Regions from separate parts of the Homo sapiens genome. Here region 2 is linked to region 1. A link is a contact called in ENCODE Hi-C or POLR2A ChIA-PET data. All regions are on one chromosome and are shown on one strand. The core of a region is the stretch at or near the end of the contact, and the rest is flanking DNA. Distances in the headings are between cores, read along the strand shown. Region 1 has its middle 120 kb from the start of COL21A1. Region 2 overlaps DST (dystonin).

The links. Hi-C counts contacts between places; a loop is a spot of excess contacts on that map. ChIA-PET counts read pairs that join two places held with the same protein, here RNA polymerase II (POLR2A). Pooled maps may share reads with other maps.
Region 2: a map of endothelial cell of umbilical vein shows a loop between it and region 1 (6-fold over the local background). The contact joins two enhancer-like sites. A Hi-C loop is called at or near these places in 7 of 168 maps with a recorded cell type or tissue (Caco-2, HepG2, PC-3 and 4 more) and 2 of 50 pooled maps. POLR2A ChIA-PET finds 5 or more read pairs at or near these places in 2 of 52 experiments (AG04450 and OCI-LY7).

What each region holds. Positions count from the first base shown.
Region 1 is chr6:56,368,632-56,373,315 of GRCh38, forward strand. It overlaps a transcript of COL21A1 not described here. Among named protein-coding and RNA genes, the nearest start is that of COL21A1, 120 kb to the left of the region's middle. Within about 2 kb of position 1,605, at least 28 of the 41 ENCODE cell types and tissues checked have a DNase peak (open chromatin) inside an H3K27ac peak, as active enhancers do; they include endothelial cell of umbilical vein, where a contact is called at or near this core.
Region 2 is chr6:56,489,494-56,494,001 of GRCh38, forward strand. It overlaps DST (dystonin), which reads right to left. Exons shown (of 104, transcript NM_001374736.1): 84 at 3,441-3,596; 85 at 2,734-2,940; 86 at 1-116. Among named protein-coding and RNA genes, the nearest start is that of COL21A1, 240 kb to the left of the region's middle. Within about 2 kb of position 2,569, at least 5 of the 41 ENCODE cell types and tissues checked have a DNase peak (open chromatin) inside an H3K27ac peak, as active enhancers do; they include endothelial cell of umbilical vein, where a contact is called at or near this core.

The sequences.
Region 1 (4,684 bases), core at 355-2,854:
ATTCACTTACATTCCTTTTGTTTCAGAGTTATCTGCCATTGGCTGCCAGGGAAAGTTTGTTTATATTTCTTGGGAACGAAGCTTCAAGGTCACTTCCTATCATTAATTCTCTGTGAGCAAGTGTCGCTTGGGACATTTCCTGTTCCTATTCTCAGTGGTGCTGAGGAAGAGAAATTTTCAATGGTCTCTAATTTTTAATCTTCTACAGCAGTCTTCAAATATATGCTGGATGCTGGTATACCATTCATTTTATTTAACTGTGACTATTTCAGTAGAAAAATGTCCACATAATTTCTCCATTAAAAATGTAATATGCTCACTGCTGAGACTCTATCTGTAGAATGGGCAGCATGGTATTTTCTGCCATCTTTGGAAACAAGCTAGGTGGAGTACAGATTGCTTAGAAATCAATGCAAATAAATACTAAGTATGAATCCAGAGTATCTACTATTAGCTGAATATCGAGAACCAATTGTTTTGGTCATCTTTCCTAACTATAGCCAAAAGACAAAATTCAATTCAAAACACTTAAGTAAAAGTGTTATTTTAATCATTGGTGGCTTTTTAAAGATGGAAATACTAGTAAAAAGTGGAAGGACTTACCCTAGAAGATAATGAAGGCATACTATAAAGTTATAATAGTTCAAGCAGTCTGATAACAGGGTAAGAATAGCCATAAGTCAATTCAAAACAAAATGAATACTAGATAAACGCAGGACCCATCAAAAACCATCCTACATATCACACAGCAAAAGAAATCTAAGATGTGAGAGGGTGTTATGTAAAATTGTGTCCATGAAAGAATCAAAATATTGATAAAAAAAGTGTCTGATGTTGAGACCCAGAGGCTTTTCTGGACATAAAGGTAGAAAAAAAATAAAGAAAAAAAACTGATGTATGTGACTGCAAAAGAATGTAAATCTTCCCATCTTAAAAGAATCCTGAACAAGATAAGAAAGGAAACAATTGTGAAAACTTTTTTTATAAGATATGATAAAAGGAGTTAATGTGTTCAACAGAGAGAGATCTTTTAAATCAATTAGAATTAATTCAATGTCTCCATCATAGAAATATGGGCAAAGGATGTAAATAGCCAATTCGCCAAAGAAGAATCACATAAATGGCCATAAATACGAAAAAATTGCTCAACCTCAATGATATTCAAACAGAAACTAATTAAAACAGCCACAGTAAATATTTATACAAAACCAATTGATATTCAGAGTGAATGTACAGCTATTAAAGGTAATCACACTCAGCTACTAAAACTTCTTTCATTTGAATTAAAAGCAAGGGAAATGCTCATGATATATTTTAATTGGAAAAGTATCATACAAAACAGTTTATGTTGAATGGTTGTAATTATTCAAAAATATATGCTTACGTGTAAACATAAGCTAGAAAAAGACTTGAGGCCATATAGGCGTTATCTCTAGGTGGTGAGATTTTAGGCTACTTTAAATTTCTTGTTATGCTTTTCTGTATTTGTCTTTTCCTTTATTAATCAAAAAAACAGAAAAGGTCAACGGCCCACATGGAGTCTGATCTCCAGGTCCTCGCCTACATTCACGTTCCCAGCAGTGGCCGCTTGAGGACACTAGGCTCCTGGATTGCCTGATTCAGATCCCGATCTGGAAAAACCTGTCTCTGTTCCCGGCCTTCCTCAGAGTTCAGCTTCCACCGGCATCACGTCCCTCTCTGAGCACACACCGTGAGAATTAATCAGAGCCTCTCTGTAAAATGTGAGATTTGTCAAATATATGAAAAGCTAAGCAATAAAATTTGACACACCAGCTAAATACAGGTGGTGTTAACATGCAGTTTAAAATAACTGCGGTCCCTCTGTGAGGGCACTGCACATGATTAACACAGAACTCTATCCTATAGCTGGTGTTATTCCTGCATTTTTCAAATGCTTTTACTTGGACCTTTTCAAAATAAACCGTACAATTGGGCTTTATGTGCTTATATGGCAAAGCTGCTCCCTATGATACCATCACAAGGCGAAAGCATAAAATCTAGTTAAGAGTTCTTGCCAAAACATGAATCAGTTGTAGCATAATATTCTGAACTCTGGTCTTCTTTTTTTCCATTCTCTAATATTTCTTCACATCACAGCCCAAACAATTGCTCATAATTAAACTGAGTGCAGGAACAGGCCCTGGCAGGAAATGTACTTGGCAAAGATCCAATAGCTCTTCATTGTCCTCCACACAGAACAATTACATCAGTTCCTTCCATTCCCAGAAAAAGAATGGATTTTGCAGAGCAACAGATGAAAATAAAAGGAAGGAGGCAGCTTATTTACATATTTCTAATCAGGTTAATATATAATCTTTTTATGGAAAAAGGAAATGCCTTGAAGAATTGAATGATCATCTTAAAAACCTGCTTTCCCTTCCTCTAGGATCTGCACCACATGCTGACCACAACTTCTGCTCACCAGTTACTCATGTCTGCTGAAAACCCTCCAGGTTCAAAGGGAAATTCAGCCAATAAGTGTGATATATTCCAGAGTCTGGAAGCTTCAAGAGAAGTTAAATGCCATCAAGTTGCTGTTTGAAAAGTTAAAAATGTATCGTCACTCAGTTCTTCAGCATCTGCTATTTATTCAGTAGATTCACTGAAAATCCTAATGCAGAAAGAGGATTTAGGGACTACATTTGTACACTGGGATAGGGTAAGATAAGAGACATCTTATGAGTTGTTTGGCTTCAGCTCATCTAAATGACAAGGAATCACAGCCCAATCTGCTGCATTCTGATGACCAATGCTTTATCAGCTTAAGGGCATGCCAGGAGAGTCAGGTGCCCAGCCCCACCTCAGGGGCAACCAAGGTGAAGAGATATCGGCCTTCAACCCAAGTTCCCCCCATTCACGTGGACCATCCCAGGCCTTTCCTCTTCTGCCTGTTCACCAGCTCCTGGGTAGACTGGAACTTCTCAGGGTTCCCCAGGAAAGGGCAGTTTGAGTAGAGGGGCCCATCCTCATAAATCCAAGAAGTGCCAGAGACATGCAGAATCTGCAGTTCAGCCTCTCATTGACATCAGATGAAAGAACACTATATCCACAGGAGTGTCTGAGCCATTCAGGAGAAGTGGGTACCATTTTGGGTGCCAAGAAGACCTTAGACTTTCCATTCATATGTTATTTGAATTCCTTGACCTTTCATCTATTTCTCCTGGGCTAAACCCCTAAAGGCCTCAGCTCCCTGGGCCATCAGAGAAGTGAAGATGATCGGACAAGCAGAAAGGAGTTTCCAGAATCCACACCCAAGTCCCTGCTCCACAGAGCTGGGCTGAGTCCCCTTGTGACTGGGTTGGACCCAAGAAACAGGGAGGCCAGAGGTGCTTAGCAAAGTGAAGGGGGACAAGGCAACAAGTATTGTGCCCCAGAAAATGAGGGGACAGCTCCAAGATGTTTATTCCCCCAGAGAATAAATCCTTGAGGTGTGTCCTACACCAGAACACTAATTCAACAGGGCCAGAGATATGCCAACTCCTGGAGAGGAAGGAGCCGGCTTCTAATCAAATGTTTACAAATGGATTCCTGTACAAATCCACAAATCTTAGAGACAGTCAAAGCAGACACTTTGACCCTGCAACTGGACATAGAGCATGGATTTCATGCTCTCATTAGCTGAGAACAGTATTCCTTGAAATACAGGAGACAGGAGCAAAATTAGAGAAAATCTGGATAATTTGATCTGAGAAAGCATTTACACAGGACAAGGAGAGACTGGCCAACCTACCAGGCTGGCTGACAGGAATGGTGGTTCTCTTCCTCCTCACTCAGGCTTGTCCATGTGTCAACGCATCAAGAGTATTCAGAAAGTATTGGCAGGGAGAACTCTGTAAAAATGCCCCAATAAAGAAGCAAGAATATGATTTCTACACTAATAATGAACACAGCACCATATAAGGCAGGAATTTCTTGTTTACAAGTGACAGACGCTCAACTCATAAGGGAGTATGTAACTAAAGCCAAAAAGGGAATTTATCAGCTTATGTAAGGCTGGAGTGGGGGGAAAAAAGCTTCAGGAACATCTAGATTCAGAGGCTTCAATAATGTCATCTGGGCTTTGTCTGTCTCTCCATCTCTTGGTTTTTCTCCCTCCTTTATGTTGGCTTAATTCTGCAGTCCAGTTCTCCCATGATAGGGAAGGTGGCTGTTGTAATGGTATTGGTCATTCTTTTGTTCTGTAGCATCTGGAACTCCTCTCTATGTTTAGGGAATTTCCTGCCTCATAACTCTTGGTGAGGCGTGTGCCCTCCCAGTATAAAAACTGAAAATGTCAGATGTTTGATTTCCCATATGCCTTTGCAGCTGGGGATCTGGCATATAACCCAGACTACCCCTAAATTTGGAGCTAGAAAGCAAAATAAAAAAAAAAAAGAAACTTTGAGGTCTTGTCCCTGTTGAACTCACATTTTGGGGGCAACAGCAGCAGCTGCTGCACTAATGTGATGTCCAGCATCCCAGGTTCAGTGTCAGGTCTGTGGGCTGGAGAGCTTAGGGCTCAGCCATGATGGCAATGGTGTCCTCACCGGACCAGGCCTGAGGCATAATTTAGAGCCATATTCCAGTTGGTGAACATAGTACCTGATGCTCTGGCCACCCTAGGGATTCCATCTGCTACTTACTAATAAGCTATTTTAAAAATTAATTTTTTTATTTAAAAATG
Region 2 (4,508 bases), core at 1,319-3,818, 120 kb after region 1:
TGTTGTGCAAGTTGTGTTTTTATTTTGTCTGGATCATTTGCGATTTCCAGTTCAGAATCCAAAGACTTTTCTGACTCTTCTAGCCACTCCATAAGTTTACTCCAAGCTTCATGGAACTAGAAAGAAATTCACACCTTTGTCTGAAAATTTTTCAAGCATATTATACTTGAGATCTAGCACAGTTTTAAGACAGAGATTAATAGTGATGAAAATCCTGAAAATTATTATTTCAAAATTTCCACTGAAGAAGAAAAAAGTAATGCTTTCATCAGCAAATTACAAAAAAAGTCTTGATAATGCTTAGCATTTGTGGCTGTGCCCCACTGTCACTTTGTTTTAATTCATTCAACATATCAGCTCTAAAAGAGCCTAGAAAAAAGTTAGGAAGCTACAGAAAGAACTTCTTCCTTATACTTTCTTCTTGTTCAATAATTAACATAAACTCTCAGAAAATGTTTTGTATTTTTGTTGTTGCTGTTGTTTACTGCTGTCTGTTGACAGATCTGGGTTTACTTCTAGGGAATTTAATCCCTATGTTAAGAAAGAGGAACAAAAATGGGGAGGGGTAAGTATAAAGCTTGTAAATTGATTTTTTAAAGTAGCAAAAACAAAAAAGAGGCCATTGCATTCCTATTTAATGCAAAGATAGTTCAACATCTTTATTGCTGCTATCAATATCCTCAAATCAATGCCTGTGCCTCACATATTGGTTTTATATGACTGAGCAGCCACAATATTTGGGTTCTAACACAATGTTATTCTCTTTGGCATCTATAACCTTGCAAACATTCTGGTACTATATATATTTGATTTTGAGCACAGTTTCTTTTCGGTTTGTCATCAAGAACCAGCAGGTACTATTTTCTGATACAATTGTGAAATTGGTTATAAATTATTTGTCACAATAAGCTTAAGTGAACAGATACCTAACAAAAAATTTAGTAATCAAAATTAAATCTATTGTATACCAAAGCACATGAATAATGAAATAACAACAAGATATTTAACAATAAGAGCAGAGTAAGGACACAGACTCACAAAACTGTAAGGGCTCTCTGGAGATCATCTCATTACAAACCTTCATATCCCTCTCACAACTTTAATCAATTAAAACATGGAAAAATGGAAACTAGAATAGACACATGAATTGTGAAAGTCAGAGAAGTATGATCAATATCTGAGCCAAAAACTGAGATATTAGAAGAAGAAGAAATAAATAGTAGAAACAGCTAGTCAAGGTGTTAGGTAGTTTGACTCCAAATAATACAGGCTATAACAGTTGGATGGTAAGGTCAATGATACAAACGCACAAGTTCTGAGGCTGGTTCTGCTTTCAAAACTATTTTTAAGCCATATAAATAGAGGAAATGCTATACATTTGCACTAAAAACAGTAGCAAATATTTATAAAGTTAATTAGACAAAATGAGAAAATAAAATTGATTAAATCGAGAAAGGAGGAAAAAGATGAGCAACTGGCTACTGATATCCAAGAAACATTTATAAACTGATGTTCATAACTCAAGAAATGCCGGCACTACACATGTTATTGCACCACATAATGTGGAGAGAAAACTGTCAGGCTGAGAATTAATACTGTCTTAAAGAAACATTAGAGATGGAGTATATCCCAGTGACTCATTTGTAACACTGAACATTTCACACCTCCCATTCAAAATGGGGTCTATGGTGTGTAATGCTATAACAATGCAATTTGTCATTTCTCAAGCCTTCAAACATTTGTACTGTTAGCATTAAACATTGAAACACCTGACTCCCGTGACATCTTTTTGCATCACCCAACTGAGCTTAACTCCTCAAAACAATGGGGTACAACACTAAGGCTAGAAAATTGCAGCTGACTGAGGCAAAAAGTAATTGTAAAATCCTCCTACAATATTACACTAAATTTCTAGTAAAAATCAAATGTTTAAAAATATATATATTTGTCAAGCGAGGTAGGTACACCTCTCTCTTCCATGGAGTACAAAGACACACAGAGATGCATAACTTTACCTCTTTGTGTTTAGTCTAGAATGGAATGTTAACAACAGGTAAAGGGAGTAAGGAGAGGAGAGTTCTCTGTGAAATTTGTGAAAATCTCTAGATTAAAATTTTAAAGTGGCCCCAAAAGATTCAAAAAAATTAATTTCAAAGTGAGATGGAGCTCTATTATCTGCTCAAAATATTAGAGAAGAAATGAAGGTCTGTCAACAAGTGTTCAAAGAGGTGGGGAGTGCCGACCAACTCAGACAGAGAATATGCCCCTTCAGAAAGCTGTCGGGAGGGCTACATGTCTGGCTCTCAGCACTGATAGCTTGTGAAGAAAGTCTGGCTTAGGAACTAAACAAAAGGTAGCAATACAATGAAGTATGATGTCTCACTCTGATTATGAGAACAGAGGTCAAAAGGACAAAGAAAAAGAAAACAAACCCAATAAAAAAAAATTCTGAGCTTCTTTCTGGGCCTCAATGATAATAGCCTGTCTATGAAGTCAAGCTATAATCAGTCTTCTTAAGATTAGTCCCCAGGGGCTGAAATTGCTGCCAGGTCAAAAAGTGATGTCAGCATCCAAACTGAGGCCACAGCCCTTTTAGGAAAGAACCACCATGGCACCATGCCATGATTGTTATGCCTAATACAGCCTGTGATAAAAGTACATCCATAACATATATTTCAACAGCAAGAAGTGGTTTATTGACAAGTTCAGAGAATTTTTCTAAAGGGTTATTACCTGCTTGGCTCTCTTCCTTGCATCATCCAAAGATCTTCCTCTCTCTACCAACCGTTGAACCACTTTTTCCCATCGACTTTGTACACTGATAAGTAGATTCTTGATTAGAACAACATCTTGTTTCTGACTAAAATATTTTAGGTGGGTTCCAGTTTTGTCCAGCTCTATTATCTGCTCACGATGAGAATTTACTTCATTGGCAAAAACCTTTCCCAGAAAAAAAGGAAATAAGTAGAAACAAATGAAAATCAGATCAATCTTAAAAATGCTTCTGGTGTCATAAACCTGAAATTATTTTAAAGGACAAACGAAAGCTTTCGAAATACCAAATGCATGCTTTTGACTTTAAAAAGGCCTGCTGTCAGCCGGGTGCAGTGGCTCACGCCTGTGATCAGCACTTTTGGAGGCTGAGGTGGGTGGATCACTTGAGGTCAGGAGTTCAAGACTAGCCTGGCAAACATGCTGAAACCCCATCTCTACTAAAAATACAAAAATTAGCCAGGCATGCTGGTGGGCACCTATAATCCTAGCTACCTGTGGGGAGGCTGAGGCACAAGAATCGCTTGAACCGGGAGGCAGAGGTTGAAGTAAGCCAAGATCACACCACCACAGTCCTGGACGACAGAGGAGTGAGACTCAGTCTCAAAAAAAAAAAAAAAAGCCTGGTGTCTGAAAAGAGAATCCTATCTATTTGACTCACTACATACCTTGTGTTCGTCAATTTGAAATAAGACTGTGTCCAAGATGAGACTTGGCCGAGAAGCTACATTTAGGGTCTGTTCAGCCTGAGTAAGCCAGTTGATGAAGTCTTGGAGAGAATTGTGGAACTCCATTGCCAAGTTGAGAGCCTCTTCCAGTTTAGTCTGCAAGGACAGATTGTTTAGTATGTGATGTTTAAGGGCCTTGGTTATTTTGTTTGTTTCAGTTTAAATATTCTCTGGCAGATTCCTTTCCTATCCCCACTTTATTTATGCATATCTATTAATATATTAACTAAATATCTTATAAATGTAATGGGCCTCACTAAAATACTGGCAAACCAAAACCCTTTAAGCCTAGTAAGCAGCATCTCACTGTAACTAAAAAAAAATTAATATACGCTAAAGCATGTTTTTTGGAAATTAACCAAAGAACACAATTACTAAATATAATCTGTAAAAAGAAAAGTTGACATTCATACAATTAATTTGGGGACTCAAAATATTATGAAATACATACTTTATGCTCCATCAGTGATGGCATATAATCTTGTATTTCTTGCCTATTGTTTTTTTCATGCAATATTGAGATTTCTTAGATTGTCAGTTTTGCGGTTTTAAAAAAGTAACAAAGACATATTCATAATTTAATATACATTTTAATCCATTCTCATGAATTTTTAAATGTAAGTACTTAAAAGAATATACACAATCATCTCACTCTCTTGCTTTCCCTCTCTCCCTCACCCATATATATAGTCTTTTGTTTAATTAGATTAAAATAGAATTAATTATTTAATGACCCAGAATTTGAGTAGTTCTTAACATTTAAAAATATAACTAAGTAACATTTGATCTATATATTTATCTATTTTTGAATATATCCCACCCCTTTAAATATGTTCTCATGTTAAAACAGAATATTATTTTCAACTACCCCATGAAATCTCCAAATATATACAAAAAATGTTTAAACATAAATCATTGAAAGTTCTACTCCTGATAGCTCTACTCAGAAATAAGGCCAAGTCCAAGACATGAAACAACTAAAACACTGATTCTATTATATTAATCAAA